Regions from separate parts of the Homo sapiens genome. Here region 2 is linked to region 1. The links are chromatin loops, found by intact Hi-C in ENCODE. Cell type or tissue: gastrocnemius medialis. All regions are shown on one strand. Each heading gives the region's core, and the rest is flanking DNA. Links, peaks and the distances in the headings are about the cores only. Region 1 overlaps HTRA1-AS1 (HTRA1 and ARMS2 antisense RNA 1). Region 2 overlaps PLEKHA1 (pleckstrin homology domain containing A1).

Region 1 (17,063 bases), core at 3,965-7,964:
GGCCCATGGGTGATGGTGTGGGTAAGATAAGTGTTGTGATGGAGAGGGCCTTTGGGGGGTCCCATGAGAGAAAAAGGTACTTCTAAGTAAAAGCCATGTGACTTTATAAATTTCTAAATGTTGATTCAGGGGTCCTAAGTGATGGAGAAAGTTTACATTGTTCTCTTAAGGCTCCATTGCCTCTTTCCCTCCCGAACTGTGGTATGTATACCTCTAATGCACGTTTTCTTTAGTGGGGAGGAAAGGAGGGGCTGTGGAGAACTTTCCATGGTCAGGAACTTACATCAGCCTTTTTTTTTTTTTTTTTTTTGCCTGTCTTTGGTACCTTATCTTCATGTTATGAATGTAACCTATTCCCTGTGGAAACATTTATTATTATTTCCAAATAGGGCCTTTGGTCCCAATGGCGTCTGTTTCTTTTTGACTTCTACATACGTCATGCTCACGGTCTTGGTTCGTATTGTCACTCATGCCATTTTTTCTTCCCATTTGCTTTTTGCCTGTCTAGTTTGAAGGTGGAAGATTTTCCGATGAATCAGATATGGCAAGTGAAAGGAAGTGAAGAATTAAGGGTAATGACAAGGTTTTCAGCCCGAACAACTAGAAGCCATGAACTGAGGTAGCAAAGATTGCAGGTAGAGCAGGTTTGATGGAAAAGATCATGATTGCAGTATTGGTTGCAGTATTGAGTGTTAGGGTTGACATGTCAGACATCCAAGTAGAAATGGCAGGCAGGCAGTTGGATATGCAAATTTGGAATTGAGAGAAATCATTATTGGAAATAAAAATGTGGGAGTCTTCAAAGTATTCGGTGCTATTGAAGGCTTTGAAACTGGATGAGATCATCTTTAGAGAGAATGAAGATGAAAGAAGAAAAGAGAACCATGGAATGAGCCCTGGGGCGCTCCAATATTAAGAGCTTTGGAAGAAGAGGAGGAAGTAGCCATGATGAATGAGAAGGTGTGACCACCACATCAACAGGATATCAAGAGTACGTTGTGTCTTAGAAGCCAAGTGAAGAAAATGAAGTGAGGAGGAGATCGGATGTTTCAAATTCTGCTCGCAGGTCAAGTTAAGAGGCAGCCTGAGAAATGCCCTTTGTGTTTGGCAACGTGGACAGTACAGATGTCATTGGTGATCTTGCCAGGGCCTGTTCTGATGGAGTGGTGGGGACAAATAGAACTCTTTTTGAGGCATTTTGCTGCAAGAGGACTGGAGAAAGGTGACGGTTGCTAGTAGCAAAAGTAGTCTTTTCTTCTTAAGACAGTGGCTTGGCCAGACACGGTGGTTCACGCCTGTAATCCCAGTTTTGGAGGTCTAGGTGGGAGAATAGCTTGAATCTAGGAGTTCAAGACCATCCTGGGCAACATGGCAAAATCCCATTTCTACAAAAAATACAAAAATTAGCAGGGTGTGGTGGCGTGCATCTGTAGTCCCAGCTACTTGGGAGGCTGAGGCGGGAGGATCACCTGAGCCTGGGGAGGTTGAGGCCACAGTGAGCTGTGATTGTGCCACTGCACTCTAGCCTGGGTGATAGAGTGAGTCACTGTCTCAAAAAACAAACAGAAAACAATAACAAAAGATGGTGGCTTATTTGTTGATGAAATGACCCAGTAGGAAAAGAAAGATTGATGATGTAGAAGAGTACAGAATTGTTGGAACAAGTCCTTGAGGAGGTGAGATGAGATGGAAGCTAGGGCACAAGTTGGCTTGACTTCTTCAAATGCACAGGTGTTTATCTGGGGTAGGAAGGCACAGTATGTGGTGCAGCCACTGGTTAAGTGGGTAGACGTGGAGGGGTAAGTCTCTGAAAGTCTCTGCCTTAGTCTCAGTAAACTAGGAAACAAAATTCGCAACTGCAAGTAAGGTGGGGAAAGGTGTGAAAGGCATGAGAGAATAGATGTCTAGGATTGGGGAGAAGGAATGGACTAGGGACATTTAGGATATTCTGAGCAGCACTGAAAACCCACTGAGCTCTGTGTGCATGAATGACAGTGTTCAATAACTGATAACTGTAGTCATTTTTGTCACGCTCCTGACTTCAGTGGAAAAGCCTCTAGTGCAGGCATGTCCAATCTTTTGGCTTCCCTGGGCCCCAGTGGAAGAAGAAGAATTGTCTTGGGTCATACATGAAATACACTAACATTAATGATAGCTGATGAGCTAAAAAAAAAAAAATCGCAAAAAAATCTCATAATGTTTTTAAGAAAGTTTACAAATCTGTGTTGGGCCGCATTCAAAGCCGTCCTGGGCCACATGCGGCCCGTGGGCTGTGGGTTGGACAAGCTTGCTCTAGTGGTTCCCCATGCTGCTGGCTTTTGGGCTGAGAAATATTTTATCAGGTTAAAGAAGTATCCAACTATTCATATTTTGTTGAGTTTTTTTCTTAAGAATGGTGATTGAATTTTGTTAAATATCTTCAATATGTCTGGAAATAATATTTTTATCCCTCTTTAATTTGGTGAAAGCTGTTAATCCAGTTCTCAATATTTAACCATCATTACATTTCTGGAATAAATCCCATTTGGTCAAGATATGTTATTTTAAAAATCTGCTAGATTTTGTTTGCTATTAGGGATTTTTGCATAAATATAAATGATACTGGTCTGCATTTTTCTTTTGTGTAGCTCTAGTCTTTGTAGGTTTTGTGGTGTTTTACTAGCTTCATAGAAAATACTTGAAAGGTTTTTTTTTTTTTTTAAATTTTAAGCTGTTACAGAACAGCTTCAAAAGAATTGGTATTCTAGGCTGGGCACAGTGGCTCACGCCTGTAATCCTAGCATTTTGGGAGGCCAAGGCATTTCTCAGGCTGGATCACCTGAGGTCAGGAGTTCGAGACTAGCCTGCTCAACATGGCGAAACCCTGTCTCTACTAAAAATACAAAAAATTAGCCAGGCATGGTGGCAGGTGCCTGTAATCCCAGCTACGTGGGAGGCTGAGGCAGGAGAATTGCTTGAACCCGGGAGGCAGAGGTTGCAGTAAGCTGAGATGGTGCCACTACACTCCAGCCTGGGTGACAAGAGTGAAACTCCATCTCAAAAAAAAAAAGTTGGTATTCTATACTCCTTAAAGAGTTAGTGGACTTCCGCTAGGAAATCCTCTCAACCTGGTGCTCTTTTGAGGGTGTGCCATTGACAACCTCCTCATTTCCTCTATGAGAATTGATATGCTTAGGCTTTCTATCTTTTCTGGGGTCAGTTTTGATCAATTATATCCATAGAAAATTATACATTTTATCTAAGTTTTTAAATGTATTTGCATGGAGCTGAGCACAATATACAGAACTTATTTAAGGAGAAATGCATTACTGCAGATCCCACTTTGTTCTTCAACTCAAAATATCCAATGCTGTGAAGATTGCTTATATGACAAGTTGTGCTATCTTCTGATTTTTACCTGGAAGCAATGTGATCACAAACATACCACCAGATTAAAGTGGTAGTACTCAGGTAACAGGAGGCCATCCAAATTAAATTTAGGAGTCTTTAAAAAATTATCAAAATTCAATGTAAAAAGTATAATTTCTTGTAAAGAACATGTGGTTCCTGGAGAACATGTCTAGGTTCCCCATTTGAGAAACACTGTCCTAGTGAATAGCATTTGAACTTATCCTACGTTCATTGCCCTTCCATGTCCACCTTCTCACACAGTGCTTCTGTGTATATCTGGCACTCCAGTTCAACTGAACCTTTCCATCTCCCTGTTTCCCACCTTCCTGCTATTATTTGTGCTGTTTCTTCTGCCTGGAACGCCACTTTCCTAATAATTGTTGCCTGTTAATTCCACACCTTCAATTCTCACCAAAATGCCACTTTCTCCTTGAAGTGTTGGAATTGCTTTCTCATCTTTCCCATCACACAAGCCTTGGTGACCCCAAAACACTGGATTCCCTTCTCCCTTCCCATGCCAACGTTCAGTACAGTTCATTGGAACAGAATTCACTTTAAGCTTTGCTCTTAAACTTTGGCCTAGTAAATAGCTTTTCTCCTTTCACTGTAGTCCCTTTTAAAAGCCAAAGACTTCAAAATTTGGAAGAGATTAGAAAATGAAAACAGTCCAAATCCAGCTCTTTGTTGATTAGATTGGCCCAAAGGGGACATAAATAAGACAAGCAAAATGCAAACGAATTCTAGTAGTAATGGCCACTGTATAAGCACTGCACCAGTGCAGTGGTTTCAGCAGCTGGTCCTGGGCCCCTTTCATACTTAATGTATGTTTGGTTTTACGTTTAATTTTAGGTGCTAACAATTACCTCATGGGCCCCTCTTAAGTCTGCTGTGAGAGAAATCCTAATCCCCTAAGGCAGTGGTTCTCAAAGTGTGGTCCCTGAGACCAACAATGTCAACATTACTGAGAACTTGCTAGAAGTGCAAATTATTGCTCCCATCCCAGTCCTACTGAATCAGATTTTCTGGGATTAGGGCAGGCAATCTGTTTTAACAAGGCCTACAGGTGATTCTGACATCCATTAAAGTTTGAGATCGGCTGGGCATGGTTGCTCACACCTATAATCGCAGCACTTTGGGAAGCCGAGGCGAGAAGATTGCTTGAGTTCAGGAGTTCGAGATGAGCCTAGGTAACATAGTGAGACATCGTCTCTACTAAAATTCAAAAAGAATTAGGCATGGTGGTGTGTGTCTGTAGTCCCAGCGACTTGCATTGCGTGCTGAGGTGAGAGGATCGCTTGAGCCTGGGAGATCAAGGCTGCAGTGAGCCCTGAGTGTCACTGCACTCCAGCCTGGGCAACAGAGTGAGACCCTGTCTCAAAAAAAAAAAAAGTTTGAGATCCTCTGCCCTAAGATATCCATTATCCATTACATGTAAGGAATTAACTTCTCTCCTATGCGACCAGGATGGCCTTTGTTACATAGTATCCTTAGAGCTGAGAAAACAGTTACCTAAATCACTGCCTGTGTTCTGTGGTTCAGATAAAGAACCCACTGAAAGAGGCTGCGTGCATGAACCGGCTCTGACCAACTGAACATGAAACACAGGTTGGAATAAAAATATTTTTTTATTTGATGGTCTTCCATATAGACAGAATTTCATCAGGAATCAAAGAAAGGTGGTTACCACATATAAACACCAACTAAACTCTGAGCTTTCTGGCAACTGAAAAGGAAAACGTTGAGTTCTAGAATAGCCTTTGTTGTTTGATGCAACTAACCATATCACCTTTTAGAGCTAGAGAACCGTCCAGGTATTAAATGTTTGGAATCTTTTATGATGTGGATTGTGCTACAGGGGACACTGAGTAACGTGGGGACCAATGTCCTTCACAGTTTTTGTAGAAAAATTTTTAGGTGGTCTTCCATATTCACCCTTAGAAGCAAGGACAACCCTTCGAGTGTAATTCCGTGGAGATGATTTCCTTCTGACTCAAACACCCATAGCTTCCCTGTCTGTCCATTTCGTGAGCTCCTCATTACCTTCCATGACTCACTTTTCCATGTGACACGGAGCCTCCCTGGCTTCCACTGCTGATACTGACCATTCCTTTCTTTGTTCTCTATGCTGCCGTGGACACAGAGCCACCATCGCTGTTAACTGTACTAGAGTCTTTACTTTTTTTTTCTTTTGTGAGCCTAAGCCTTCCTCAAGACAAGAATCTTTGTTTTGTTTAAAAAAAGAATAGCCTTAATGTTTTTTTTTCTGATTTTAAAGTGAACACCCTATTGTAGAACATCCATGTAAGCAAAAAGAAAAAAAATAAAAATGATTTGTAATTTCTCCAAGAAATGACCTGTGTTGACATTTCAGTGATTATACTTCCAAGTCTTTTACTAAATGTGTACGTAAATAGCTTTATTTTTGTGTGTGTAAAAATCTGTAGCCTCTGTAAACAAGCCAAATGTCATATACACCCCACACAAAACAATAAAAGCAAAAATCACCAGACTTCTCATGACTCGACTTTGTTCTGGATGGCTCTTTGTGCTTATTTACACATAGACATTGGCAAGTTGACATATTTGGGACCATGCCATACATGTTGTTTTGTAGCCTGTTTTCCATGTAGCAGTATGTTACAGACACCCTCACTTATCAATAAATATATGGACACCACTATTTATAAAGGCTTAAACTTTGGTCTTCCCTTGTGTATTTATACAGAAAAAAACTTTAACCATTCCTTTACTGGACATTTTGATTGTTTCTACTTCTTCACTTTTTTTTTTTTTTTTTTTTTGAGACGGAGTCTTGCTCCGTCGCCCAGGCTGGAGTGCAGTGGTGCCATCTTGGCTCACTGCCAGCTCCACCTCCCGGGTTCATGCCATTCTCCTGCTTCAGCCTCCCGAGTACCTGGGACTACGGTGCCTGCCACCACGCTCAGCTAAGTTTTTGTATTTTTTTTTCAGTAGAGACGGGGTTTCACCGTGTTAGCCAGGTTGGTCTGGATCTCCTGACTTCATGATCTGCCCGCCTTGGCCTCCCAAAGTGCTGGGATTACAGGCGTGAGCCACCACGCCCGGCCATTCACTATTTTAACAATACTGCAGGCCATGTCTTTTCTCCACTAGTAATACACTCCCAGGCATGGGTTTGTTGCTCTCAAAGGTATATGCACTTCCTACCATGGTCAAATGACATAGGAAGGATGTACAAATTTATGCTCCCATCAGTAGTGCATAACAGTGCAGGCCGGGCATGGTGGCTTACGCCTGTAATCCCAGCACTTTGGGAGGCTGAGGTGGAGAGATCACCTGAGGTTGGGAGTTCGAGATCAGTCTCACCAACATGGAGAAACCCCATCTCTACTAAAAATACAAAATTGGCCGGATGTGGTGGCACATTCCTGTAATCCTAGCTACTTGGGAGGCTGAGGCAGGAGAATCGCTTGAACCCGGGAGGCGGAGGTTGCAGTGAGCCGAGATCATACCATTGCACTCCAGCCTGGGCAACAAGAGCGAAACTGCGTCTCAAAAAAAAAAAAAAGTGCCCATTTCCGCACATCCTTGACAGTACTGGGTTTTGTCCATACTTTTAATTTTTGGCAATCTGATTAAAGAAAAATGATATATTATGATTTTTATATTTATTTGAAAACTATAAGGTTTTTTTAAATGTTAACATTTCTATTTATCCTTTTTGTGAATTGCCTGTTTTTATCACAAGCTTTTCATTGCTGTTTGAAGTTTTCTTATTTATTTCTAAGAATCCTTTATATATAAACTATTAATCTTTTTTCTGTATTTACTTATCTTTGTCCTGTATTGAAATATTCTCGTTCATCATTTGTCTCTTATTTTAAATATGGTTATTTTAAATTTCTTTTTGGATTTAGCCTTTGTTGTCACACTTAATAATTTACCACACAAAGGTTTTATATATATACTTATAATACCTTTCAATACATGTATTTTAATTTTTTACTTCTAAAAGTTAAATACATGTGGAATAATTTTGGCAAATAGCATAGAGATCTAATATACTTTTCTACCTCATACCTGAAATTCAGCCAGTTTTCTCTATGCTATTTGTTTTTAAAATCTATTTCTCCCATTGATTTGGAATATTACTTATATCAGGCACTGATTACTTACACAGGAGTCCATTTCTCAACTTTTTATAGCACTAATGTGAATATTTCTCTATAGTATTATATATTAGTAATTATTATTTATAACATATTTTAATATCTGATAGAAATGTTTTTCTATTCTCAGTATTCTTGAACTTCCAACTGCTTATTTTGAAGTTCCAAAAAATTCTACTTTTAAAAACTTGGAATTACATTAAGTTTTTAATATTGTCAGGATGCTTGTTCCTGTAAACCTGAGATGAAACTCAGAGTCTAGCTGTCTTAGTCCATTTGGGGTGCTGTACAAAAATACCATAGACTGGGTGATTTATAAACAACAGAAATCTATTTCTTACATTTCTGGAGGCTGAGAAGTCCAAGATCAAGGTGTCAGCAGACTTGGTGTCTGGTGAGGGTTGCTCTCTGCTTCATAGACGGCTCATTGTTGCTGTGTCCTCACATGGCAGAAGGGGTGAAGGAGCTCGCTTGAGCCTCTTTTATATGGGCAGTAATCGCATTTATGAAGGTAGAGCCCTCACGACAATAACTCCCCAAAAGGTACCCCCCTTCCCAAACGCTATCACATTGGGCATCAGGTTCCATATGCATTTTGGGAGGACACCAACAGTCAGACTGTGGCACTAGCTGTGTTTGGTGACTGTGGACAGATGATTCTCCCACCTACGGATTTTCCAGGTAACTGTTTGTCTTTGGAGGAAGGAGATTTGCCTTGAGGAGGCTGTGTACAAGGAAGGAGAGGAAGATTGGATTGGTGCTCTGAAGATAGAGAAGGCTGTGAATAAAATCTGCATTTTGAAGATAGGGAAGACAAGAAGTCCTGTTCTTCAGGACAATGGTGGCAGAATGGGGCACAGAGAAGAGCACTGTCCCCATTTCTGTGGCACCTGGTACAGACAAGAGCCACAAGGGCTGCCACCCCTGACATGCCATTGGTCACTCCAAATCAGTGCTGTGCAGGGGCTGGCTCCTGAGACCCAACTGTTAAATTTCCAAGAATTTTCCAAGCTGGTTGTTAAACAGAACCATTATTAAAAATTAAACGTATAAACTTACAATTAAATGAGTTATGTGAGGAACAAAGGTAATGAATATTCAAAATTCATCATTTGTTAGTCATTTCACTACACCTTACTACAATCTATGCTTATTTACATCTGTTGTTGTCTATATGGTGGAAATACTAGGTAATGATATGCTACTGTACATCCTTCCTAATTCCACATTCAGTGATGGCAGACTTGACACTGGCACAGTGGGAGTATTTACACCATGAAAGTTGGCAAATGCTACAAATTAGGACTTGATTGATTGTTTTCCTGATTGTCTAGAGGAGGGGATGGCAAATTTTTATGTAAAGGGCCAGACAGCGTTTCAGGCTTTGTAGGCCACACAGTCTCTGTCACAATGACTAATTCTGCTCTTACAGAGCAAAAGCATAGAAAATACCTAAATGCATGAGTGAGCCTGGGTTTTTGTACTAACTTTATTTGTGGATACTGAAGTTTAAACTTCATATAATTTTCATGTGTCATGCAATACTATTCTTTTGATTTTTTTCAGTCATTCAAAAATATAAAAACCATTTTTCTATGGCAGGCTGTAGAAAATCATGGCACACACTGGCTTTAGAGACTATTTATTATGATTTGTGAATCATATGCTACATATCCCTTATGTCAGTAAAATTTATAATAAACTTTTTTTTTTTTCCTAGAGAACTGCCAGCACACCACCACTTCAAGTGTTTTCTGAATTGGGGACATGGGAGGAGGGAGTCCAGCAGTACCCTGGGGAGGAGGCCCTCCCCTCTCCCATGAACCACTGGCACTGGAGGCACTGTGAGCTTGCCCCTAGAGGGTATGCCAACAGCTGACTTGAATCACTGCAAAGGAAGGGCAGAGGATTCCTGCACTTGTGTGATGTGGAATACTCTGGGGACTGTCAGAAATAACCCAGGAAACTGTAAGGTAGGGCCAAGGTCCTGCTGTCATGTAGGAGGGGCCTGTGAGCTGGTGAGATTTCTGTATCTACAGATGAAGGAGTTGGAAAATTCCAGTTACATAATGTTTTTCCCATCTAGGAATATTACGGTATGTCATTCCATTTAGCCAAGTCTTTATTTAAATCCTTCAGTAATTGTATTCATATAACTCCTGTATTTTTCTTGTTTAGTAAATTCCTAGGTAGTTCTGTTTAATTTTTTAAAATGTTAATATTTATTTATATTTTCATTATAATTAATTTTTCTAGTTATATTTTTGGTTCTATATAATTTTTTTCTATTACTTTTTAGCTATTTATTGCTGGTCTATAGGGAAACTAATGCTTGTATAAATTAACTTTTTATACTGGTCACCATATTATTCATTTTTTTTTAGTTGATTCTCTTGTGTTTTCAGTAATACAATGGTATCATCTGCAATAAATGATCCTTTTACCTTCTTCCCAATTTTTGACAAGTTTTAGTATTGCGATGTGCTTGCTTTACAAATGAATTGGGAAGTTTTTCATTTTTTCCCCATGGTCAATATCAGTTGAAAGAATGTAAAATCTGTTTATGTGAAGTTTCAAAGAATTCAACCATGAAACTATTTAGCCTCAAGAATTTTTCCAGAGGTGATTTTTGTTTGTTTGTTTTTACAAATATTTCTTTTTCACCATAGATACTGGTTTACTTAAGACTTTTTCTTTTGTCAAAATTGGTAATTCATGATTTCTGAGAAAATTTCTATTCCATCCCTGTTTCTACTCCTGTCTCTCTCTAATCTATTCTCTAGCCAGTAAGCTGTCACAACATTTAAAATATCAGGTGGTCACTCCCCTGCATGAAAACCTCTGACAGTTTCCACTGATAGGTTATCACTGCTTTATATCTCCTGGTCTGTGAAGGCCTAACATGATCTGGTCCTAACTCACCTCCCACTTCCTACTGCCTTGCTCAGAGTGACAGGAGGGCCCCCAGAGGAGGAGCTAGCAGAGGCATGCTGAGTACTGGATTTCATGCTGATTCTGGAAACAGCTCCCTGCCAGCTTTAAAGGAGGCTTAATTGTTCTGGGAGTTTTGCTGACATAATACAGCTTGGCTCACGGGTGGTTCTTGTCCTTAGGCTTAAAAGTAGAACAGGCATTAATAAATGCCACAAAATGTCTTTGGTTGTGTTCAGCCAGTTCTTTTCCAAGCAGAAAAAAAGCACTTAATTAAATTCAATCAATATTTTTCAAGGGCTTCTTATGGACAAGAAATTTTGCTGGACTCTGGGATATAAGTGAGGCAGACACACACAATGTACCTCTATTGCAAGGCAAAGTAAAAGAGAATGTATTGATACAACATGCTGGGTTATGCCACAGTAATGAAAATCTCAGAGGCTTATAACCACGCAGGTGTATTGCTCAGTTGTGCTGTATGTCCAGATGGATTGGCTATGGCTCTGCTCTTTGTCATTTCACTCTGAGACCCAAGCAAGTTGAAAAACCTCTATCTGGAAAATTTCTGGTGGTCATGGCAGAGAGAAAAGGCATGCTGGCCAACATGCAATCACTAAGACTTTGTTAAGAAGTGACACGTGCCACTAAAGATCACATTTTATTGGCCAGAGAAAATAGCATGATCAAGTTGGACATCAAAGGGGCAGGGAAGAATTAGGTTGAACCATATGAGATTGGCATTTTATGAAGTCAAAAGTGATTGAATATCTCAACTGTATTTGGCTTAACCTAATATAATTCTTCTATAGGGAAGGCAATGATGATTTGAATAATGTAAGTTACTCCATAGTGGTACCAACAAAATTGCAATAACAAAATCTTATTAAGATTTTCTTTAAATTCAGATGAAAATTTTATTCACTAATTCTGCATTTCACTTGAGATAGCCACAAACAACCAACCCTTCCATCTGCAGAAATGGGTAATAAAAGCACAGGTGTCACATTAACCTTTTTGGCTGAGATTAGGTGCCATTGGTTTTAGATTCCAGCTTTGAGGAGTCTGTCTCAATAAAAATGTGCCGTGTTCTTGATATGTGCCAGGCTCTGTGCAAGGTGCTGGGACAGACAGTGAAATGCACTGACAGACAAGGTCTGTCCTCAGGGGGCTGAGAGTCTAGTTCCTGCCCTGCTATCATGTACAGATAATCAGTAAATAGGTGCTGTGGGGGATGGGAGAGGTTGAGAGAGCTTAGGGTGCATTTCTAATGGAGCTCACATGATTGTCGGCCAAATTCATTTCTGTGAAGCTGCAGAACTCACAGCTGTTTGTTTCTTCAAGGCTAGCAGGAAAATCTCTCCAAGCTCAGGGCAGGCTTGAGCTCTCTTTTAAAGGCCTCACCTGAGTAAGCCAGGCCAACCTAGGCCACTCTCGCTTTTGATGAACTTGAAGGTAAACTGATTAGAGACTTAATCACAAAATCCCTCCATCTTTGGCATATGATGTAACCTGATCACAGAAGAGACATCCATCATATCCACAGGTCTGGCCCCTACTCAAGTGGACTGTGCAGGGCTCGGACACCAAGAGGGGGAATCTGGGACATGACCTTAGAATTCTGCCTGCCTCAGGGTTTCATTTTCAAAATTGTCACGGATCTTGTGGGTGTGTCTTCTTGTTGTTTCAATCCATGTTTACCTGATGTCATTGGTCATTTGCAGATCTTTTGTGAAGTCTTCTGCCCAGAATTTGTTCTTAGTGGATTGCTTGCCTTTTTGTTTTTGAGTCTTCTAACCTGAATATAAATTCTCAGTTGGATACAAGTGTTGTAACTATGTTCTCCCAGTCGATGGTTCCCCTTTTTGTTTTTGATAAACATAAATTCTTCATTTTAATTGTCATGTTTATCAGTCCTTTTTTTTGGTGGTTAGTGGTTTTGTGTCCTGTTTATGAATCTCTTGCTTAGTCCAAGGTCATAAAAATATTCTCCTGCCTGGACCCTTTCTCCTGGATCCTGCATTGCTTTTGTTTTCAAATGTAGGTCTATCATTCACTTTGAGTGAACTTTTATGACTTGTGTGTGTATGGGACCAAAGTTCATTTTGTTCTGTATATGACGAGTCAATTGATACGGTATCATTTACTGAAAAGACCATCCTCTCCCTATTGATTTGTGACTTTGACTTTGTTAAATCAGGTGACTGGAGGTAGGCTGGAATCTGGTTTGGCTTCTTCTATTGCACAAATCTATTTGTTCATCTGTACGCCAATGCCAGACTGTCCTCACTATTGTCCGACTATGCTGTGATATCTAAACAACATCTTCAGATTGAATCCTGGGCATTGCCATCTCTGTAGAGAGGCCTCACCCCACTCTCCCAGCCCTAAGCAACTAGGAATTTATTTTCTGTCTCTGTAAATTTTTCTGTTACACACATTTCTTGTGAATGAAATCATATAGTATGTTGTCTTTTGTACCTGGCTTCTTTCATTTCCAGCATGCTTTCAGGGTTCACCATGTTTGCAAGGCTGTTTCCTTGTGCAGGAAACAGAAGCACTGACCAGGAGGACTGGGGCAGGTGAAATTGGGAAAAAAGAAAGGGAGGGAATAACCTGTGTCCAGACACTAAAAGGACTTGCAGGATCTTTTAAAAGAGATGTATAGATGTAATAGGGAATTAGAAAGCATGGGAAAGCATCTGCTCTCTAAAATGTCAAAAAACCCACATAGATTTGGAACAAGCTTCTTGTATCATTTGGTGTGAAGCATGTGGTCCTCACTCAGCTATGTGGCTGACCCCCAGAAGGCAGTCACGGATGGAGCTTTTAAAGGAAGGGGAGAGGCCCATATGCTCAGCTCAGAGGCAGGAGAGGATGAGTTTGAAGTGCTTGAGGAACACGGAGTGACCCCAGGAAGGAGGTGGGCCATGTTAGGTGGGGCTGAGAGAGGAGCCCCAGCTTCAAGGAGAGCGTGTCCAGGCAGTAGCTTGAATGGCTACAGATGGAAAAGGATTTGGCTTTCTTTATGTTTTCTTCCTTTGATTTTTAACTGCCCATCCCCCCAGTATTAATGGTTAGTACAGAAAAGAAAAAGGAGAAATTATCACCCATCACCCCTCCACCCAGAATTAACCACAGTTAACACTGGGGCCCGGTTCCTTCCAGGCTGGAATCTCAGAATCGCTTTCTTAATCAGAGGCAATGGTCTGCACAGCTTTATATCCTGCAATTTCTTGCTTAGTGTAAAAGCATTACCCTGCGATCTGATTTCCTTTTGCATCTCAAACCCGGGAAGTTTGGCCATTAGCAAGGATTTCCTGAATTTCCTCGGAATCATCACAGAGGCTGGGCTTGGTCTTCCTGGAGCTTAGGGCTATTTCTCCCTCCCCTCCTTTCAAGCTGCAGGTCTTCGTGAGAAGAAGGCGGATGCAATAGCAAAGACTTAGCTTTCAGGCCTCCTTCCTCAAGGTGGTAATTGTTCCCTTTAAAGGAAGAGAGAATTAACTGAGTGCCAGCGCTGGATTAGGCCTGGGCATCCAGAAAGTGCCCACAAGAAGTGGAGGCCAGTGGGAGAGACACAAGTGCTACAAGGCGAGGTGACAGAGCTCTCCGAAGGATGGAGAAGGGGCTGTGGCGGCTGGCCCAGTGGAAAAGTACCTCGACCATGATTCATCAGGGTAATGCTCCGTTGGTGCCAGGCCATCACCCCGTCTGGGAGTGCAGACAGCTGACAGCTGAAAGTCACATCAAGAATGGAATCAATTCTACGGGAAGAAAGTAAATGAAAGTTAAGATAAAAATGCATTACTTCAGTGCTATACCTTCTGCTGCAAGCATCTGTTTAATACAAGCAACATGAGACTAGCGCCTGCTACGTGGCGGGCGCTGTCTGGGCATAGTGGGCAAGGCAGGCTCCTGTGCCAGGCAACTCCCAACCTGACTGAGGAAGACAATGTGGTGGCCCACCCGACACAGACTGGCTGATTAAATAAGGGTTATGAGTTAGACAAATAAAATACCTGGTGCTGCTGAATTTCACATCTCTAAGGACATTACTCTGGCTCTAGACCAACTGGGTGGCTTAAACGTGGATCCAGATAGTGTCAGTACACAGAAATTACCTGTGTGTGGTTCTCAGCCCTGCTGCTCATTGGAGTCCCTGGGAGCTCTTCAAATTAGAGACGCTAGGGATGCTCAGTCCCTGCCCCCTCCCCCTGAGTTTTTAAAAATAGCTTTATTGCGATACAATTCAAATAAAATACAATCTACCCATTTAAAGTATACATTTCAGTGGTTTTTAGTATATTCATGGATATGGACAACCATCAACAGCACAGTCAATTTTTTTTTTTTCTTTGAGATGGAGTCGCCCAGGCTGGAGTGCAATGGTGTGATTTTGGCTCACTGCAACCTCTGCCTCCCTGGTTCAAGTGATTCTCCTGCCTCAGCCTCTCGAGTAGCTTGGATTACAGGTGTGTGCCACCACGCCCGGCTAATTTTTGTATTTTTGGTAGAGATGGGGTGTCACCATGTTGGCCAGGCTGGTCTCGAACTCCTGACCTCAAGTGATCTGCCTGGTTTGGCCTCCCAAAGTGCTGGGATTACAGGCTTGAGCTACCGAGTCCAGCCAACACAGTCAATTTTAAAACATTTTCCTTATCTCAAAAAGAAACCCCATACTCTTCAGCTATTCTTTTTATTTTCTATTAAATTTTTTTTTTTTCTTTTTTTTTGTTGAGATGGAATCTGGCTCTGTCACCCAGGCTGGAGTTCAGTGGCGCAATCTCGGCTCACTGCAACCTCTGCCTCGTGGGTTTAAGCAATTCTTTTGCCTCAGCCTCTGGAATTACAGGCACGCGCCACCATGCCCTGCTAATTTTTGTATTTTTAGTAGAGACAGGGTTCCACCATGTTGGCCAGGCTGATCTGGAACTCCTGACCTCAAGTGATCTGCCCGCCTCGGCCTCCCAAAGTGCTGGGATTACAGGTGTGAGCCACCGCACCTGGCCAACTATTTTAAAAAATTTTAAGAGACTGAGTCTCACTCTGTCACCCAGTCTGGTGCAGTGGCACGATCATGGCTTCAGCCTTAAAGTCCTGGGCTCAAGCAATCCTCCCACCTCAGCCCCCCGAGTAGCTGGGAATACAAGTGTGCACAGTCACACTAAACTAAAAAAAAAAAAAAAAACTAATTTTATTTTATTTTATTTTATTTTTTATTTATTTATTTTTTGTAGGGATGGGTTTTTGCTATGTTGCCTAGGCTGGTCTCAAAGTCCTGGCCTCAAGCAATCCTCCTGCTTCATCCTCCCAAAGTGCTGTGATTACAGGCATGAGCCACTGTTCCCAGCCTCTCCCCACTCTTCTAGCCCTAAGCAAGCACAAATCTATTTTCTGTATCTGTAGATTTTCCTGTTATACACATTTCTTATGAATGAAATCATATAATATGTTGTCTTTTGTATCTGGCTTCTTTCATTTAGCCCCATGCTTTCAGGGTTCACCATGTTGTAGTGGGTATTTTATTCTTTTTTATGGCTGAATAGTATTTCATTTTATGGATATGCCATAATTTATCTGTTATCAGTTGATGGACATTTGGGTTGTTTCTACCTTTGGGCTGTTATGAATAGTGCTGCTATGAACATGTGTGTTCCAGTTTCTGTATGGACACATGTTTTCCTTTCTCTTGGGTAGCTACCTAGGAATGGAAATGCTGGATCATATATTCACTCTGTTTGAAGAACTGCCAGACTGTTTTCCAAAGCAGCTATACCATTTTACAATCCCACTAGCAGTGCATGAGGATTCTGATTTCTCCACATCCTTGCTGATACTTGTTATCATCTGACTTTTTGATTCTGGCTACCTTAGTGCCTATGAAGTAGTATCTCAATGTGGTTTTGATTTGTTGATTTGCTGATGACTAGAGATGCCAAGCATCTTCTCATGTGTTTATTTGTGCTCTTAGAGTTTTTAATTCAGTTGGTCTGGAATAGTTTTTTTTTTCCTTTTATTTTTTATTTTTTTGAGACAGAGTCTTGCTCTGTCACCAAGCTGGAGTGCAGTGGCGTGATCTTGGCTCACTGCAACCTCTGACTCCCTGGTTCGGGCTATTCTCCTGCCTCAGCCTCCCGAGTAACTGGGATTACAGGCACGCACCACCATGCCCAGCTAATTTTTGTATTTTTAGTAGAGCCAGGATTCCACCATGTTAGCCATGATGGTCTCGATCTCCTGAGCTCGTGATCTGTCCACCTTGGCTTCCCAAAGTGGTGGGATGACAGGCGTGAGCCATGGCGCCCGGCTTTTTTTTTCCTTTTAAAAAAGTGTTTGGCTGGGAGAAGTGGTTCACACCTGTAATCCCAACACTTTGGGAGGCCGAGGCAGGAGGATCACTTGAGCCCAGGACTTCAAGACCTGCCTGGGCAACATAGTAAGACCCCATCTCCAAAAAAAAAAAAAAAAAGTAAATTAGCCAGGCGTGGTGCTGCACACCTGTGGTCCCAGCTACTTGGGAGGCTGAGGTGGGAGGATCACCTGAGCCGAGGAGTATGAGGCTGCAGTGAGCCATGATCATGCCACTGGATT
Region 2 (17,063 bases), core at 7,141-11,140, 50 kb before region 1:
TCTAAATGAAAAGGACTCCTCCTTTTTTTGGTAACAATCACAATGCCGTTATCACACCAAAAATAATGTGTCTGTTTTCTTAATATCATCAGACAATATTCAAATTTCCGATTTTAAGTATGTCAGTGTTTTTTTGTTTGTTTTTGTTTTTATTTTTAAAGAAACAGGATTTAAATAAAATCCACATGTCGTGATTGGTCCAGATATCTAAAGTCTTTTTTAATTCATAGGTTTCTCCTCTAGTTCCTTTTCTTCTCCTGCTTTTGAATTTAATTTTAAAGAAACCAGTTATCTTTCCTGAGCCATTTCTTACTGTATAGATTTTGATATTTGAATCCCTGTGGTAGTCTCTCGTGTTGTTCTGTTCTTGGGATGTCATTGGCAATGGCTACATCTCGGTATGGTTTTTTTGTATTTGTCCTGTTATGAGTGATACTGAATATCTCATCATATATTTAAAGGCCATTTTTATATCTCTCTTGGTACAATGTTCATGTCTTTTACTCATTTTTCTATTGAACGTTTGATATATTTCCCTTAACATTTTTTGCAAGCTCTTTAAATGCTAGGGAGATTAGCCCTTTGTTTATGATATAAGTTGCAAATATTTTCTACTGGCTTTGACTTTGCTTATCAGGTTTTTGCCATGGAAAGCTTTTAAAAAACTTTATTTGGCTGGGCGCGGTGGCTCACGCCTGTAATCCCAGCACTTTGGGAGGCCGAGATGGGCGGATCACGTGGTCAGGAGATTGAGACCATCCTGGCTAACACGGTGAAACCCCGTCTCTACTAAAAATACAAAAAATTAGCCGGGTGAGGTGGTGGGCGCCTGTAGTCCCAGCTGCTCGGGAGGCTGAGGCAGGAGAATGGTGTGAACCCCAGGGGGCAGAGCCTGCAGTGCGCCGAGATCGTGCCACTGCACTCCAGCCTGGGTGACAGAGCGAGACTCTGTCTCAAAAAAAAAAAAAAAAAAATGACTTGTAGTCATTTATAAATGAGTTTTTAAAATTGTTACTGCTCCAGGTGTGGTGGCTCACACCTGTAATCCCAGCACTTTGGGAGGCCAATGCAGGTGGATCATTTGTGGTCAGGACTTTGAGACCAGCCTGGCCAAACATGGTGAAACCCTGTCTCTACTGAAAATACAGAAATTAGCCGGGTGGTAGTGGCTCAGTGCCTGTAATCTTAGCTACTCAGGAGGCTGAGGCATGAGAATTGCTTGAGCCTGTGAGGTGGAGGTTGCAGTGAGCCGAGTATCACGCGACTGCACTGCAGTCTGGGCAACAGAGTGAGACTCTACCTCAAAAAAAGAATTTTTTTTTAAATTGGTACTGGATTTTTAACCTTTTGAAGTTACATTCAATAAACTCTATCTGTTTAAAATGTATAATTTGATGAGTTTTGACCATGTCTGCAGCACATTAAGATACAGAACATTTCCATAACTCTGAGAAGTATCCTCATGCCACTTACAGTCCTTCCCTTCACCCTCAGCTCCAAGCAACTACTGATCTGCATTCCATCCCTATAGATTGGTTTGCAGTTTTCAGAATTTTATAGAAATATAATTATTTCTATAAATAAATAACACTAAAACCACTAGTTGAAATGTTAGGAAGCAGAATTATTATCAAAGGCTGTATCCTTTTGTGTCTGGCTTTTTTTTTTTTTTTTTTTTTTTGAGGCGGAGTTTCGCTCTTGCTGCTCAGGCTGGAGTGCAGTGGCGTGATCTAGGCCCACTGCAACCTCCGCCTCCCGGGTTCAAGCAATTCTCCTGCCTCAGCCTCCTGAGTAGCTGGGATTAGAGCATGCACCACCATGCCCGGCTAATTTTGAATTTTTAGTAGAGACGGGGCTTCTCCGTGTTGGTCAGGCTGGTCTTGAACTCCCAACCTCAGGTGATCTGCCTGCTTTGGCCTCCCAAAGTGTTGGGATTATAGGCGTGAGCCACTGTGCCCAGCCTATTTCTGGCCTTTTTTGTACTTAATATTACGATTTTGAGATTTATTCATGTTGTTGCATCTGTCAGTAGTTCCTTTTTACGGTAGAGCAGTATTCCATCTCTACTGATTTGTTCTATGTCCCATATCCTTTTTGGTCTGGCTTCTTTCACATACCAAAATACATTTGACATTTATTAGTTGCGCATGTATCAATAGTTTGTTCCTTTATTTTGCCAAGTAATATTTTATTGTATTGGATGCACCACATTTTGTTTATTCGTACACCAGTTGAAGGACATTTGGGTTGTTCGTGTTTTTTTGCCAGTTATGACTAATACTGCTATAAACATTTGTATCCAATATTTGGTGTGAACATAAGCCTTCAATTCATTTGGATAAATACCTAGGAGTGGGATTGCCGGGTTGTTCGCTAAGGATCTGTTTAACTGTAAAAACTGCCAAACTGTTTTCCAAAGTTGCTATGTCATTTTGCATTTCCACCAGCAATATATGATAGTTCGTTTATTTCACATCTTTGACAGCATTTAGTGTTGTCAGGGTTTTTTTTGTTTGTTTTAGACATTTTAGTAGGTATGTTATAGTATCTTGTGGTTTTTATTTGCATTCACTTTCCTGACTAATTATAGTAGGCATCTATTCGTGTGCTTATTTACTATTTTTATATGTTCTTAGTCAGCTTGTGTGTTCCAAGTTTTTTTTTTTTACCATTTTCGTATTTGGTTGTCTTATTATTGAATTGTAATAATTACCTGCCTGTTCTAGGGTATCATTTGCTGTCTGGATACATATATATTGAATATTTTCTTCATTTTTATGGCTTGTCTTTTCATTTCTTTATGGTGTCTTTTGAAGAGCAATTTTAAAGTTTGATTACGTTTCAGATATATCAACTATTATATGGTTCAGGCTTTTTGTGTCTTATCTAAGAAATATTTGTCTACCCCTAAGGTCCTGAAGACTTTGTCCTATATTTTGTTCTGGAAGCTTTGACATTTTACATTGAGTCAGTGATCCATTTGAGTTAGTTTTTTTCCTCATAGACAGTCGATTATTCCAGTCTTGTTTGTTGAAAAGACTGTCCTTTCTCTACAAAATTGCCTTGGCACCTTGGTTGAAAATTAACTGTTCTCTCTTCCTGTTTACTAGAAGAATTTTTAAAAGACCGGTGTTATTTTTTTCCTTAAGGGATTGGTAGAATTCACATATGAACTATTTCTAGGCTTTGACTTTTCTTTTTGGGGTTTTAGTAGTGAATTCATTTGCTTTAGTAGAAATAGGTACTTCAGATTTTCTTTTTTGTCTTGTGTCAGTTTTTTCAAAGTTGTGTTTTTTCAAAGAATTTGTTTACTTCTAAATTGTCAAATTTGTTTGCATGAATTCTTATTACCCACTTAATGTCTATAGGGTGTGTAGTGTGTACTTCCTAATATTGGTGATTTGCTTTCTCTCTTTCACTTGGTTCACATAGCTATAGATTTATCAATTTGATCTTTTCAAGAAACAGCTTTTGGTTTTAATTTGTATTGTTTGTTTTCAATTTTATTAGTTTCTTTTCTGATATTTATTATTCCCTTTCTATTTTGGGTTTACTTTACCTTTTTCTAGCTTTTTAGGGTGGAGTTTATGCCATTCATATTAGACCTTTTCTAATAAAAATATCTTAAGACTATAAATTTTCTTTCAAAATCACCTTTAGCTGCATACTACAAATTTTGACTTTTAAAATTTTTCATTTAGTTAAGAATGTTTTCTGATTTCCCTTTTGATTTCTTCTTTTACCCATATTTTATTTAAAAGTGTATTTTAATTTTCAAATAGCTATTCAGGTGATAATTTCATCTATAGCACTAAAAACCAATGAAAATTCTGACATATATTTGTTTATAAAATTCCTTGAATGCTCTGTATATTGTATTTATATGGTATATACCTGAGGGCTTTTCTGTAGCATAAAAGAACAGTTCATTATTTTTCACTGTTCTCTGGGTTGAAGGAGCTCATTTGGGCAGCTCCATCTTGGGGGTCTCTCTCTTGTAGTTGCAGTCAGATGGCAGCTGGAATGAGAGTCATCTGAAGGCTTGACTGGGCTGGATGGTCAAGATAGCCTCTTCACTCACTCTGCTAGAATGACTGGGACAGCTGGGTGTGGGCTGGTCACCTCTCTCCGCACAGCTTCTTCATGGGACTAGTTGGCTTTCACACAACGGGGCAGTCTGAAGGCAGTCAGATTTCCTACATGACAGCTGACTTCTAGAGTGAGCATTCTAAGACATTGAGTTTTTTCAAGTAGATAATTTATTTGCTCTACTCTTTCAAACTAAGAAGTAAGATAAATGTATGGGGCCAGTCATTGTAGAAACTGCCTGGTAAGTAACGTTACAGCATCCTTTTATTTTTTTAGTCGAGGTGAAATTAGCATGAGATTACCCATTTTAGTGCGTACAACCCAATGACATTTCATACTTTCACAGTGTCAGTGTTGTGCAACTATCACCTATATCTACTGTCAAAACATTTTCATCACCTGTTAAGCAGCTCTTCTGCATTTCCCACTCTCTTCAGCCTCTGGCAACCACCAATCTATTCCTTGTTGCTCTGGATTTATCTATTTAGGATCTTTCATATAAATAGAATCATACAACATGTACCTTTTTGTTGGTGGCTTTTTTCATTTAGCATGTTTCTGAGGTTTATCTAGGTAGTAGCATGTATCAGTACTTCATTCCTTTTTATGTCTGAAAAATATTCCATTGTATGCATATACCACATTTCATTCATTTGTTGGGGTTGTTTCCACCTTTTGGCTATTTGTGAGTAGTGCTGCTATGAACATTTCATATACAAGGGTTTATTTGACTACCTGTGTTCAATTCTGAATATCTGAATCTCAGAGATACGTGGGTTCAGTTTCAGTCCATGGCAATAAGATAAATGTTGCAATAGAATGAATCACACTAATTTTTTGGTTTCCCAGTACATATAAAAACTATGTTTACACTATACTGTAACCTATTAAGTATGCTATAGCATTATATGTAAAAAATGTATATACTATAATTTAAAAATATTTTATTGCTTAAAAATGCTAACAGTCATCTCAGCCTCTTCAAATGAGTTGTAATTTTTTGCTAGTGGAGAGTTTTAACTCAATGTTGGTGGCTGCTGACTGATTAGGATAGTGGTTGCTGAAGGTAGGGGTGGCTGTGGCATTTCAAGAAACCACTTTTGTTTGCTCATCCATAGAAGCAACTTCTCATCTGTTCAAGTTTTAGCATGAGATTATAGTAATTTAGTCACATTTTCAGGCCCTTCTAATTCTAGTCCTTTTGCTGTTTCTGCCATATTTGTAGTTACTTCCTCCACTGAAGTCTTGAACCCTCCCAAGTCATCCACGAGAGTTGGAATCAACTTCTTTCAAAACCTTGTTAATGTTGATATTTGGACCTCCTCTTGTGAATCATGAATGTTCTGAACAGCATCTAGAATGATGAATCCTCTCCAGAAAATTTTCAATTTACTTTGCCCAGATCTATCAGAGGAATCACTGTCTATGGCAGCTATATTTCAAATCACAAATATATATTTCAATATCACAAAATGTGTTTCTTGAAAGTTGAAATTACTCTTTGATGCATGAGCTGCAGAATGGATGTTGTGTTAACAGGTGTGGAAACAACATAATCACCTTGCACATTTTCATCAGAGCTCTTGGGTGACCACGTGCATTGTCAGTGAGCAGTGATATTTGGAAAGGAATCTTCTGAGGAGTAAGTCTCAATAGTGGGCTTAAAATATTCAGTGGCTGGGCGTGGTGGCTAACACCTGTAATTCCAACACTTTGGGAGGCCAAGGCAAGCGGATCACCTGAGGTCAGGAGTTTGAGAGCAGCCCGGCCAATGTGGTGAAACCCTGTTTCTACTAAAAATACAAAAATTAGTCAGGCATGATGGCATGTGCCTGTAATCCCAGTTACTTGGGAGGCTGAGGCAGGCTGAGGCAGGAGAATTGCTTGAACCTGGGAGGTGGAGGTTGCAGTGAGCCAAGATTGCGCCACCACTCTAGCCTGGGTGACAGCAAGACTCCATCTCAAAAAAAAAATTTTTTTTTCAGTAAAACATGCTGTAAACAGGTGTGCTGTCATCCAGATTTTGTTATTCCATTTTTAGAGTACAGGCAGAGTAGACTTTGCATAATTCTTGAGGGCTCTAGGATTTTTTTCGGAATGGTAAGTGAGCAGTGACTTCAACTTAAAGTCAGCAGCTACATTAGCCCCTAACAAGAGTCAGCTTGTCCTTTGAAGCTTTGAATCAGGCATTGACTTCTCTAGAACTGTGAAAGTCCTAGATGGCATCTTCCAATAGAAGACTTTCACATACATTCAAAATCTCTTTACTGTACCCACCTCCTTGATGTCAGCTAGATCTTCCTGGATAACTTGTGGAAGCTTCTATATCAGCACTTGCTGCTTCACCTTGCACTTTTATGTTATAGAGATGGCTTCTTTCTTTAAAAGTCATGAACCAACAACCTCTGCTGGCTTCCAGCTTTCTTCCTGTAGCTTCTCACCTCTCTCAGCCTTCAAATAACTGAAGAAAGCCTTTCTTTAGGTTAGGCTTTGACTTAAGGGGAATACTGTAGCTAATTTGATGTTCTGTCGAGACCAGTAAAGCTTTCTTCATATCAGCAATAAAGCTGTTTCACTTACCATTCTTGTGTTCACTGAAGTAGCACTTTTAATTTCCTTCAGGAACTTTACCTTTGCATTCATAACTTGGCTGTTTGGTGCAAGAAACCTCATTTTTGGTCTGTCTCAGCTTTTGACATGCTTCACTTACTAAGCTTAGACATTTCTGGCTTTTGGTTTAAAGCGAGACACTTGGCTGGGCATGGTGGCTCATGCCTGTAATCCCAGCACTTTGAGAGGCCGAGGCAAGAGGATTGCTTGAGGCCAGGAGCTCAAGACTAGCCTGGGCAGCATAGTGAGATCCTGTCTTTACAAAAAATAAAAAAGTTAGCTGGGCATGGTGGTACATGCATGTAGTTCTCCCACCTATTTGGGAGGCTGAGACAGGAGGATTTCTTGAGCCCAGTAGTTTGAGGCTGCAGGGTTGCCACAAACCTTCAATTTGTAAAAACTCCAATATCTGTGAAGTGCAATAAAATGAAGCACAGTAAAACGAGGTGTGTGTGTACCTAGGAGTAGAATGGCTGGATCATATGGTAATTCTATGTTTAACTCTTGAAGAGCTGCCAAATTGTTTTACACAGCTGTTGTACCATTTTACATTCCCACCAGCAACGTAGGAGGGTTCCAGTTTCTCCATGTCCTTGCCAACACTTGTTATTTTCCTCTCTTTTAATTATAGCCATCCTAGTGGGGGTGAAGTTTTATCTCATTGTGGTTTTTATTTGGATTTCCCTAATGACTGATGATATTGAGTATCAAAGTTCTCGTTGACCATTTGTTTATCTTCTTTGGATAAATGTCTCTTCAAGTCATTTGCCCATTTTAAACTTGGACTAAAGTTTTTGAGTTCTGAAAGTTACTTATGTATTCTGGATACTAGATCCTTGTCAGATATATAGTTTGCAAATATTTTCTTTCCTTCTATAGATTTTCTTTTGACTTTCTTGAAGTTGTTTGATGCAAAAAAAGTTTTAAAATTTGATGAAGTCCAATATAATTTTTGTTGTTGCTCATGCTTTTGGTATTATATCTAAGAATTCATTGCCAATTCCAAAGTAAGATTTACCCTATATTTTCTTCTGAAAGTTTTCTGGTTTTAGCTCTTAAATTGTTAATCCATTTTGAGTTAATTTTTATAAATGGTGTGAGGTAGGGGGTCCAGCTTCATTCTATGTGGATATCCAGTTGTACCAGCACCAGTTGTTGAAGAGGCTTTTTTCCCCCACATTGAATGGTATTAGCACCCTTGTTGAAATCAGTTGACTATAGATGTATAGGTTGAAATCAGTTGACTATAGATGTATAGGTTTATTTCTGTGCTCTTAATTCTTTTCCACTGATCTATGTCTATTCTCATGGCAAGTTGATAGCTTTTACCTGTGGTATATGGTAGTATAGAGTATTGATTTTTCAAGCTTTGATTACATTGTAAACTTTTTTTTTTTTACAAACATGGTAAATTTATTAAAGAAATTATTTCCTTTAAAGTATCAGATTTATAAGAACAATAACAGCAACAACACACAAACTTATTGGATGGTTTTATTTAAAACTTTTTGGTGTATTTTATCATTTCTCTGACTGCATATGGAATAGTGATGCAGATACATAGTATATCAGTGTGCATTGTAATTGAATTTTCACTGTAAGTTAAATTTACCTTGAGCCTCTAAATAAATAGTTATGTAAATTCATCCTGCCAAAAGATGTGATGGTGCCAGCTATAGAAGTACCAGAATAGTAACAGCTGTCTGGTGCAGATTTGGGCTAAGCATCACATCAAGAAGGAATCACATGTCTGTAGTCTCTAGAGAAACAGTTCTTGGCACCTAATGGTTTTTTAACTTTAATCAGTACAATAAAAGTTGCAGTACTTTAGGACCAGAATATGATACACCTTTTAAGTCTATTTTAATCTATAATGTCTCTCTTTTTCTTTTTTTTCTTGTAATAATTTACTTGCTAAAGAAACTTTTTTTTTTCCTTTGTTTCTTATAGTCTGGCTCTTGCTGATTGAATTCCTTTGGTGCAGTTTAGCATGTTCCTCTGTGTTCTGCATCTCCTGTAGGTTGGTATTTGGATATAGAGGGGATCTAAAAAACATTTTTTCTTGTTGCTTTATGTTCACATGATAGGTGATGTTTGTGTCTTCCATCAGGAGGCACATCATACCTGCTTATCTCTCTTTCCAGTACATTAACTAGTTTATTTTGATTCACTTTAGTTTTAACAATTCAAGGGTTTTTTAGAGAGGATGGTGTAGAGCATAAGATAGGAGATCTAGAGTGCGGTAATCTGGATTCAGGCTTTGACTCTTGGCCTACTAGTTTTGGAATTTTGGAAAATCACTTCCCCTGTGTATTAAGTTCCTTATCTGCTGGGGATGATTATGCCTACTCCTAGGATTGTTTAGAAGATTAAAAGAGTTAACATATGGAAAAGAACCTTGTACAGAGCCTAGCATGTAGCAAGTGGTCACTAAATTTTAACTTTTGTTGTTTTGTGAATTTAAAAATATTCTAAAATAATCTAAAGGATAGATTATCTTGATTTGTGAGGAAATTAAAATTTGGATAACTATTTTTTTTGGCTCACCTGGGGTTTTTTTAGGGAAAAAGTAAGTAAATTATTCAGCTGAGGTGAGTAGCTCTCTGTTGTCCCCATCACAGTGAATAAATAGTTACATTTAGTAACCACTCTTCACAAACTGAATTTCAAAAGTGATTTTTGTCAATGCCTCAGATGTTGGTGTGTGTTCATTTTAATTGACCTTACCTAATGTTGGCAAGTTGCCCCCTCATTGAACAGATTTGCAGTCCATGAGAAATACTTTCCTGTTTCATAGGGAGCTTACTGTTAATATTTTTATTTTACAGTGTAATGTTCAAGCTCAGAAATGCCTTATGTGGATCGTCAGAATCGCATTTGTGGTTTTCTAGACATTGAAGAAAATGAAAACAGTGGGAAATTTCTTCGAAGGTACTTCATACTGGATACCAGAGAAGATAGTTTCGTGTGGTACATGGATAATCCACAGGTTTGTAAAATCCCAAGGATTATCTTTTAAAAGCACAGAAAGTTGTATTTAAGTATTTAACATACTATACAGGCTTTAGATTTGTCTTCTTAAGCAGTATATTTTTAGATTTATTTCTACTGGCTGTCCTCTCTGCCCTGCACCCCTGACCTCTACTGTTTTGTTTGAATTTCAGAAGGTGAAACTAAGTTTATTTGATAAAAATTAATGCTTCTGTATATATTTTTCCCTCGAGAGAGAAATACTCTCTCTGGTGGCAAATTAGGTTTTAGAAAATTAGAACTTGAGTCACAGAAAAAAATAACAATTGAAGCTGTCCCAAAAATAAGAAATACTTTTTTTGTAACATGTATTTCAAACAACAGCTAAAATAAAGACCAGGGATAGATGATTTTCTTGCATTAAGGAGGCTTAATACCAGGGTCCCTTTAGTGAGATTAAATTTAGGTTTAAGATGCTGCATCTAGGATAGAGACTATTATTTTTAAATAAATAAATGACTTAACCACATGATACTCTTGCACATATGTAGTCCTTTTATTTTGTAGTGTCAGATTTGAGTCAGTCATTGTAATGCCATCCATGAACTGAAATGCAGTTTGATTTTATTGTTGCCTTGCAAAACACAGGGGTAAATGCTACAATTTAAAAAATTGGAATCCCAGCCTTAAGAGGCCTGAGATTAGATATCATCTGTGAAGTAGTTTTAAACTTTCAACTTTCTCTACTTTTTTTTTTTTTTTTTTTTTTTTTTGAGATGGAGTCTCTTATCACCCAGGCTGGAATGCAGCGGTATGATTTTGACTCACTGCAGCCTCTGCCTCCTGGGTTCAAGTGATTCTCATGCCTCAGCCTCCCGAGTAGCTGGGACTACAGGGGTGTGCCACCACACCTGGCTAATTTTTTGTATTTTTAGTAGAGACAGGGTTTTTCCGTCTTGGCCAGGCTGGTGTTGAACTCCTGATGTCAGGTGATCCTCCAGCCTCAGCCTCCCAAAGTGCTGAGATTACAGGCATGAGCCACCGCGCCCGGCCTTTTGGAACTTTTTATCTTCAAATAAAAATTGGTGTAGAAGTTAAAAATGGGGTTGTATGTTGCAAGGAAGTATGTGCAAAGCAAGGGATGAATCTCTAGCAGACTTCTAAGCTGATTTTTGTCCAGTAGGCTTCTCGTGTGGGTGAGGAATGGAAGGTCTAGGGAAGAGCAGAGACTTATACAAGGTTCTGTTCTGTTTCACAGAGCAGGAACTAGGTCTGCTGATAAGTAGTCTAGTATTCTTCACTATATACTGATTTTAGATTAGACAAGATATATATGTGTCTATAGTAGATACTAATGTGTGTATGTTTATTTATGTAGAATTTGAGTTGTAAGGGACCTCTCCTCACCCATATGAGCCATTGCACAGTTCTGCCTATTTTCTCTCCCTGATTTTTCTCTCTCTTCACAAGGTCTGGTTGACATATGTATGGTTTCTCCTGAATTTTACTTGAAGCTCCTTGATTATTTTTCTGTGTTCCTACATAATAGATTCTTCTTGTCATTCTTCCTTTATCAGTACTACCCATTTAGCAGAGCTAAAAGGAGTTAAGTACAAAATAGAATATATTTATTACCCTGAATAAAACTTGAACTTGGAATTCAGAGGAAAGTTACACAGCTAGTAGAAGGAGTTGAAGTCTTCATGGAAGTGGTAACATTTGAAATTGACTTAGAAGTTTGGATATAATATTGGCTAAGAGATGGAAAAGTTGAGTATTCCAGTGCTCAAAGAACAGTGTGGGCAGAGATCAAAGCAAGAGAGCCTATGGCGTGTTTGGAGACTAGATCACTTTGGCTATAGCACTCAGCTAGGTCTTGTCCACATAAACTTTTAAAATCCAGATCTCTATGTTAGAATTAATGCATTGGCTTTTCTGGACACAGTGCCAGTTTTTTTTTTAAGTACAGAATTTAAATATTTTTTAGTTTGTTCTTATTAATTTTATATCTTCTTTCCAACTTAGGAAATCTTGATTCTGCCAGCCAGTGTATTAGCCATTAGTACCAACTTGGTGTCACTTTTAAATGTAATAATCAAGACATACCTACTCTTGAAAACTTTAGTAAAATGTCTTGCTAAGATTATTATATTATTTTCTTTCTTTATCAAGGTTATTATGTTCAGTATAACCGTGTTATTGCATCTTGACATAAGCAATTAGATTGAACCATATGAAATTGCTAATATACAGCCATTTTGAATTACTAAAAAAATGGCAATGTCATATGGTTCAATCTAGTTGCTTATGTCAAAGTATAATAACATGGTTATACTGATCATAATAACCTTGGTAAAGAAAGAAAATTAGTTTGATTCCTCTATTATTAGGAAGCCACTTCTTCCCCTGACCACTGCTTCCTTTACCACTAACCATGGGTTTAAAAATTCTTTCTAGTGTTTATTAGGGATCACTTTGGGGCTTCCTGTGTTTTGTCCAGGAGGTTGGTAATCATGGAGAATGAAATAATTAAGTTGCTGTACGAGGGAGTGCATTTGAAGATATTCGAAAAAGTATTTGGCAAAATGAGTTTAGGAACTCATAATCAACAAATGGCCTATTTCCCTTTTTTTCTTAAATGTTCTATTAGTTTGTTATTTCTTGTTCATTGTCAAGTAACAAATTTTGAATCTCATTTTTTTCCAGTCGAACCTGATGGTAATCATACTAGTCCACAGAAACTGCGTATTTTGAATATTGTTTTTCTCTCAGCTACTTAAATTTCCCCATAGTGTACTACTATTACTGTGACACTTTATGTCATGCTTTGGTTTCTCATTTGTCTTCCTTCCACAAAGGCTTAGAGCTCTATTCAGCAGTTAAAATAATAGGCTCATGAAAAACTGAAAAGAAATAAATTATTACCCTTAAATGGAAGGGTAACAGTTTTTGAAAAAATCACTTTGGTGGTAGTTAGAGATTCTTGAAGACATATTTACATTTCTTTTCCTTCTTTAAAGTTAAAAACCAAAAACCCATAAATCTAAAACGTTATACATAAGAATACAAATAGCTTTTTAATGTTATACATTAATGAATTATAATTTTATTTTATATGCATATTTACTATTGATGATTTATATTTGGAAGCTTGTACGTAGTATATAGTTTAAAGCAGAACATAATTAATGGAGTTTTACAATATATAGGTGTGAAAGTTTTTAAAAGATCTGTCCCTGTCAACAATAAGCAGTTCATGTTTGGGACTCTTAAGTCTTTGAAATGTCTAGGCTTCCAGTTACCTCCTAATCATTCATTAGAACAAGCCAATAGATTTTTATATTTTTAAGTACGTTATTATAAAGTCAGTTGAAAAGTTGATCCTGTCTTATCTCCAGCAGAAATAATTTTCAAAATCAACTAAAACTAATGTTTTCATTTTTACTTCTGAAATCTTCTATCAGTCTTTTATCAGTCTTCTATCATAGAAATGAAATTTATATTCTTGATTTGTTTTCCCCAGATTCTTTTGTCTGGTTTTCCTACCTCTATCTTCCTCTTCTATAATCCCTTCAGTTTATTATAAGATATATTATAAAAAGAGCATAATTTTGATTCCAGATCTGCTCATAAGCCTTCTTCGTTGGCCTCAAATTCTCTACGATATAAATTCTTTGCTACTTTTTTATTTAGGTCCTCTATGATTAGGTTCTCAGTTCAAGTTTTCAGACCACCATTTTGTACTACAATCTTACAGGACACTGCATTACAGCCCCACATAGCCCCCCTCTCTCTTTCTAGTACAGAGCTGTGCATCTTCCATTGTTTGCTATAGTTTGTCCATTTTCTCTGCTTGGAATATTCTCCCCTGCTTTTTGTGTTTCAAAATTTTCCTTAACCTCCAGCCTAAATGTTGTTCATCACTTCAGTCTTTCTGGATAGCTTCAACCAGAGATGATTCTCCCTCTATGTTTACCTTTAGCTCTTTTGATGCAAACCACATCTGAAACTTACGGGAAGAATGAAAATACTGTGTGTGAAAGTGCCTACATTCCCTGCATATGATAAAGAGAAGCAAACATTTTTTTGTGGAAAAAAAAGTATCAATGTAGATTAATATGGCATAAAAAACAGTAAACCATTTAAATGGGGGGAAATGCAGTCCATTTTTGTCAAGAGATACTTGATAAAGAAATTTTAATAGAACAAAGTAATATGTATAGTCTTTTTAAGTATCTTACAATTATATTTGTTTTCTGCCTGTAAATATTTCCCCCTTGCTTTCAGGAACAAAATCTGATCTTGTTCATGGCTTTTTAAGCTCATGAGAAAGTATTAGTTTAGCTCCAGTGATAAAAATAGCCTTTTAGTCATAGAATGCATGATAATGGAACAGAGTAGGATTCAGTTTTGTTATCCAAGCTATGGACTTGATTTCAGACCTAGTAAAAATTTGAACAGAAGAAAAGTTCATTTGTAAAATGTGATATTAAAAAATTGAGTTTTTAACTTTTCAGAAGTATATGTGGAACATTATATTATAAAATGAATTCATAATATTGGATATTAAGTATATATTAATACTTTGTTTCTAGAACCTACCTTCTGGATCATCACGTGTTGGAGCCATTAAGCTTACCTACATTTCAAAGGTAGTCTTTATACATTGTCTTATACTCGTGTGAATTAAAATCCCTGTGAATGAGAGTATGAATAGAAGCAGCAGTTTCCTTTCCATGTCCTTTAACAGTGATGTTCAGATTCCTATCATACTGAAATGGTACCTGATTACTACGTTTAGGAAATTCTTTAAATCGATACAGTTATGAAGAATATGATTTTAACTTACAGGATGTGGCAAATTGCAAAAGTTAACATTAACTTTTATGATCAGGTATATGAACATCAGAAAGGGAGAAATCAGTGAAACAAATTCTATCTTGAGAAAGTCTGGAGATTTTTCTAAGTCTGTATTATGTTTATTTAGACTGTTTTCAACTTTTAAATCCCATTGTCTTTGATACTTTGTTTCTTAATGTTTTATTTTGAGGAAAATATGGACCATTTTCATGTTGAAAGGATGATTTTCCCCCTCTTTTCACTTTGTCTCTTTTCATTTCTGTTTTCTTATTTGTTTTTCTGGTAATTTTGCAATACTATTTTTTATTTTTTAAAATTTTGATTTTATGTTTGTCAGGTACATTTTTTTCTTATTTTCTTCTATTAATGTTTAGGGAACTAAGTGATGCTGAGGTGCTAACCCTATGGGTTTGTGTGTGTGTGTGTGTGTGTGTGTGTGCATGTGTGTTACATAAAAGTAATAAAAGTTTGTTGATTACTTATATATGAGATGCAAAAGGTAGCAACAGTATTATTAAATAATATGGGTACTGTTATGCATATACTGAGATCTGTTGGCAAAGGTAGATCACTTCAACAGAAGACCAATTTACAAATGTGCCTCTGTTTAGAAGATAGATGTTATATAAATAAAATACTTTATATTAGTATTACAGTAGAGGTATTCATTCTCATTGACCAAAAAGAAAAGAAAAGAGCCCTTGGACAATAAAGATTACACATTTAAAAGGAAACATTTTTCTGTTAAGATCATACTATGTAAATTTACATACGACAAATATTGTATGGAAGCTCTTTCTTGAAATCAGTAAAGTAGGTGGGGTAACTGGCCAGCTGCTTTCCTCTCCTCCATTGCTCTTCTTTTAAAATAGAACCTTTTTTCTGTGCAGTTCTGTAACTTTCATCTTGTCCTCCTGCTTCCTGAAGTTTAAATTGTGCAGTTTGTACTCTACTTTGGACGTACCACTTTTTTTCCAAAAAAAAATTTATTGTTCCAAAAATTTATTTCTGGAACAAACTTTTGTGTGACTCAGAACTGTGAGTTTGTAGTTGGGATCAATGAGGAACCCCAGGCTTAGAATTCCTTTTGAAGGTGCAAAACGGATGCTACAATTATAAGTTCTATCACTGGACAACAGCATGGCAATAGTTGTGAATGAGCTTCTGGGAGGTACTTGATTTAAAGGGATAGCAGCAACCAAATGCAGCTAGTTGCCTCATCTTCTAAAATGAACCATGAGCTGCATTTAATAAAGTGATCCCATTATCCTAGGGCATTCTCCTGTACAAGAGAGGATCCAGTCCCATTTTGATCTCCTCATAGCAGATTAATGTCTTAATCTTAATTATTAAGATTAAGATTAATTCAATTAAATGCCTGGATTTGTGGACTTTATTTTTATTTTTATTTTTATTTTTTGAGATGAAGTCTCACTGTCTCCCAGGCTGGAGTGCAGTGGCGCGATCTCGGCTCACTGCAAGCTCCGTCCCCTGGGTTCACGCCATTCTCCTGCCTCAGCCTCCTGAGTAGCTGGGACTACAGGCGCCCGCCACCATGCCCAGCTAATTTTTTTTTGTATTTTTAGTAGAGACGGGGTTTCACCGTGTTGGCCAGGATGGTCTTGATCTCCTGACCTCGTGATCCGCCCGCCTTGGCCTCTCAAAGTGCTGGGATTACAGGCGTGAGCCACTGTGCCCAGCCTAGATTTGTGGACTTTAAATACACAGTCTCCTCTTTACCCAGCCCCATTTTTGCTTAAAAATCATAGCTAATTTAGAAATATGTTATTTGGGAAGAATGCATAGTTCTTGTAGAATATTCATTGAGGATATTTTGAAAATTATTTTAAACTAAAAATACTTGTGTGTATGACATAAAGCCTAATGGTTTACTTTCAGCTTCTCTCTGACATTTCTTTGAAGAGAAAACAAGTTGTTCAAAGAAAATATGGAAGTATTATTTGTTACCTCTTACAGTTGGGAACTGCATCCTATGTATTTAAATTTGCCATCCTCTTTTAGTTGTCTTTAATTTTAAGTCTGTTTACTAAATGTGTATGATTATTGGGGAATCATACATGTGGAAGTTTACATAGTATATAAGGTTGGTTTTAGGATTATATGGAGAAGTGAGGAACCCGTCTCTATTTTTCTTTTTAGGTTAGCGATGCTACTAAGCTAAGGCCAAAGGCGGAGTTCTGTTTTGGTAAGTAGCCATGTTATATATATTTTAAATAGACTGATATAATTGTATCATATTGTAAAAGAAAACTGTTGCAGAAAACCACACAAAACCTAGGGCTTAATGAATTATTCTAAAGTGAATTCCCTTGTAACTGCTATACAGATAAGGAAATAACATTTTGCACCCCCTCTCCCCTAACCCTGAAGCCTCTTTCCTGTGTGCGGTCCTAGTTACAAACATCTCCTTCTACCCATATGTAACTGTTATTTTGGCATTTATAATGATCACCTCCAGTGAGATTTCAGGGAATTTTAAACTTTCTACGTCATGTTATTCTATATTAAACATA

The links. A loop is a pair of places that touch in the nucleus more often than their neighbours do. Peaks named below come from ENCODE experiments on the same cell type or tissue, not always from the same donor. Only the 100,000 strongest peaks of a DNase experiment are listed, where the experiment ranks them.
Region 2: it touches region 1 in a loop (2.6-fold over the local background); 1 of 110 quality-filtered maps calls a loop at or near these places.

Annotation. Positions count from the first base shown.
Region 1 is chr10:122,436,704-122,453,766 of GRCh38, forward strand. HTRA1-AS1 (HTRA1 and ARMS2 antisense RNA 1) reads right to left here. Exons shown (of 3, transcript XR_946382.3): 3 at 11,356-14,236. It also overlaps a transcript of PLEKHA1 not described here. Among named protein-coding and RNA genes, the nearest start is that of ARMS2, 9.4 kb to the right of the region's middle. In gastrocnemius medialis, for the core only: no CTCF peak of the experiment used is centred there; no DNase peak of the experiment used is centred there.
Region 2 is chr10:122,383,654-122,400,716 of GRCh38, forward strand. It overlaps PLEKHA1 (pleckstrin homology domain containing A1), which reads left to right. Exons shown (of 12, transcript NM_001001974.4): 2 at 9,528-9,688; 3 at 14,265-14,321; 4 at 16,690-16,735. The coding sequence starts at 9,548. Among named protein-coding and RNA genes, the nearest start is that of PLEKHA1, 17 kb to the left of the region's middle. In gastrocnemius medialis, for the core only: no CTCF peak of the experiment used is centred there; no DNase peak of the experiment used is centred there; H3K27ac peaks cover 815 bases.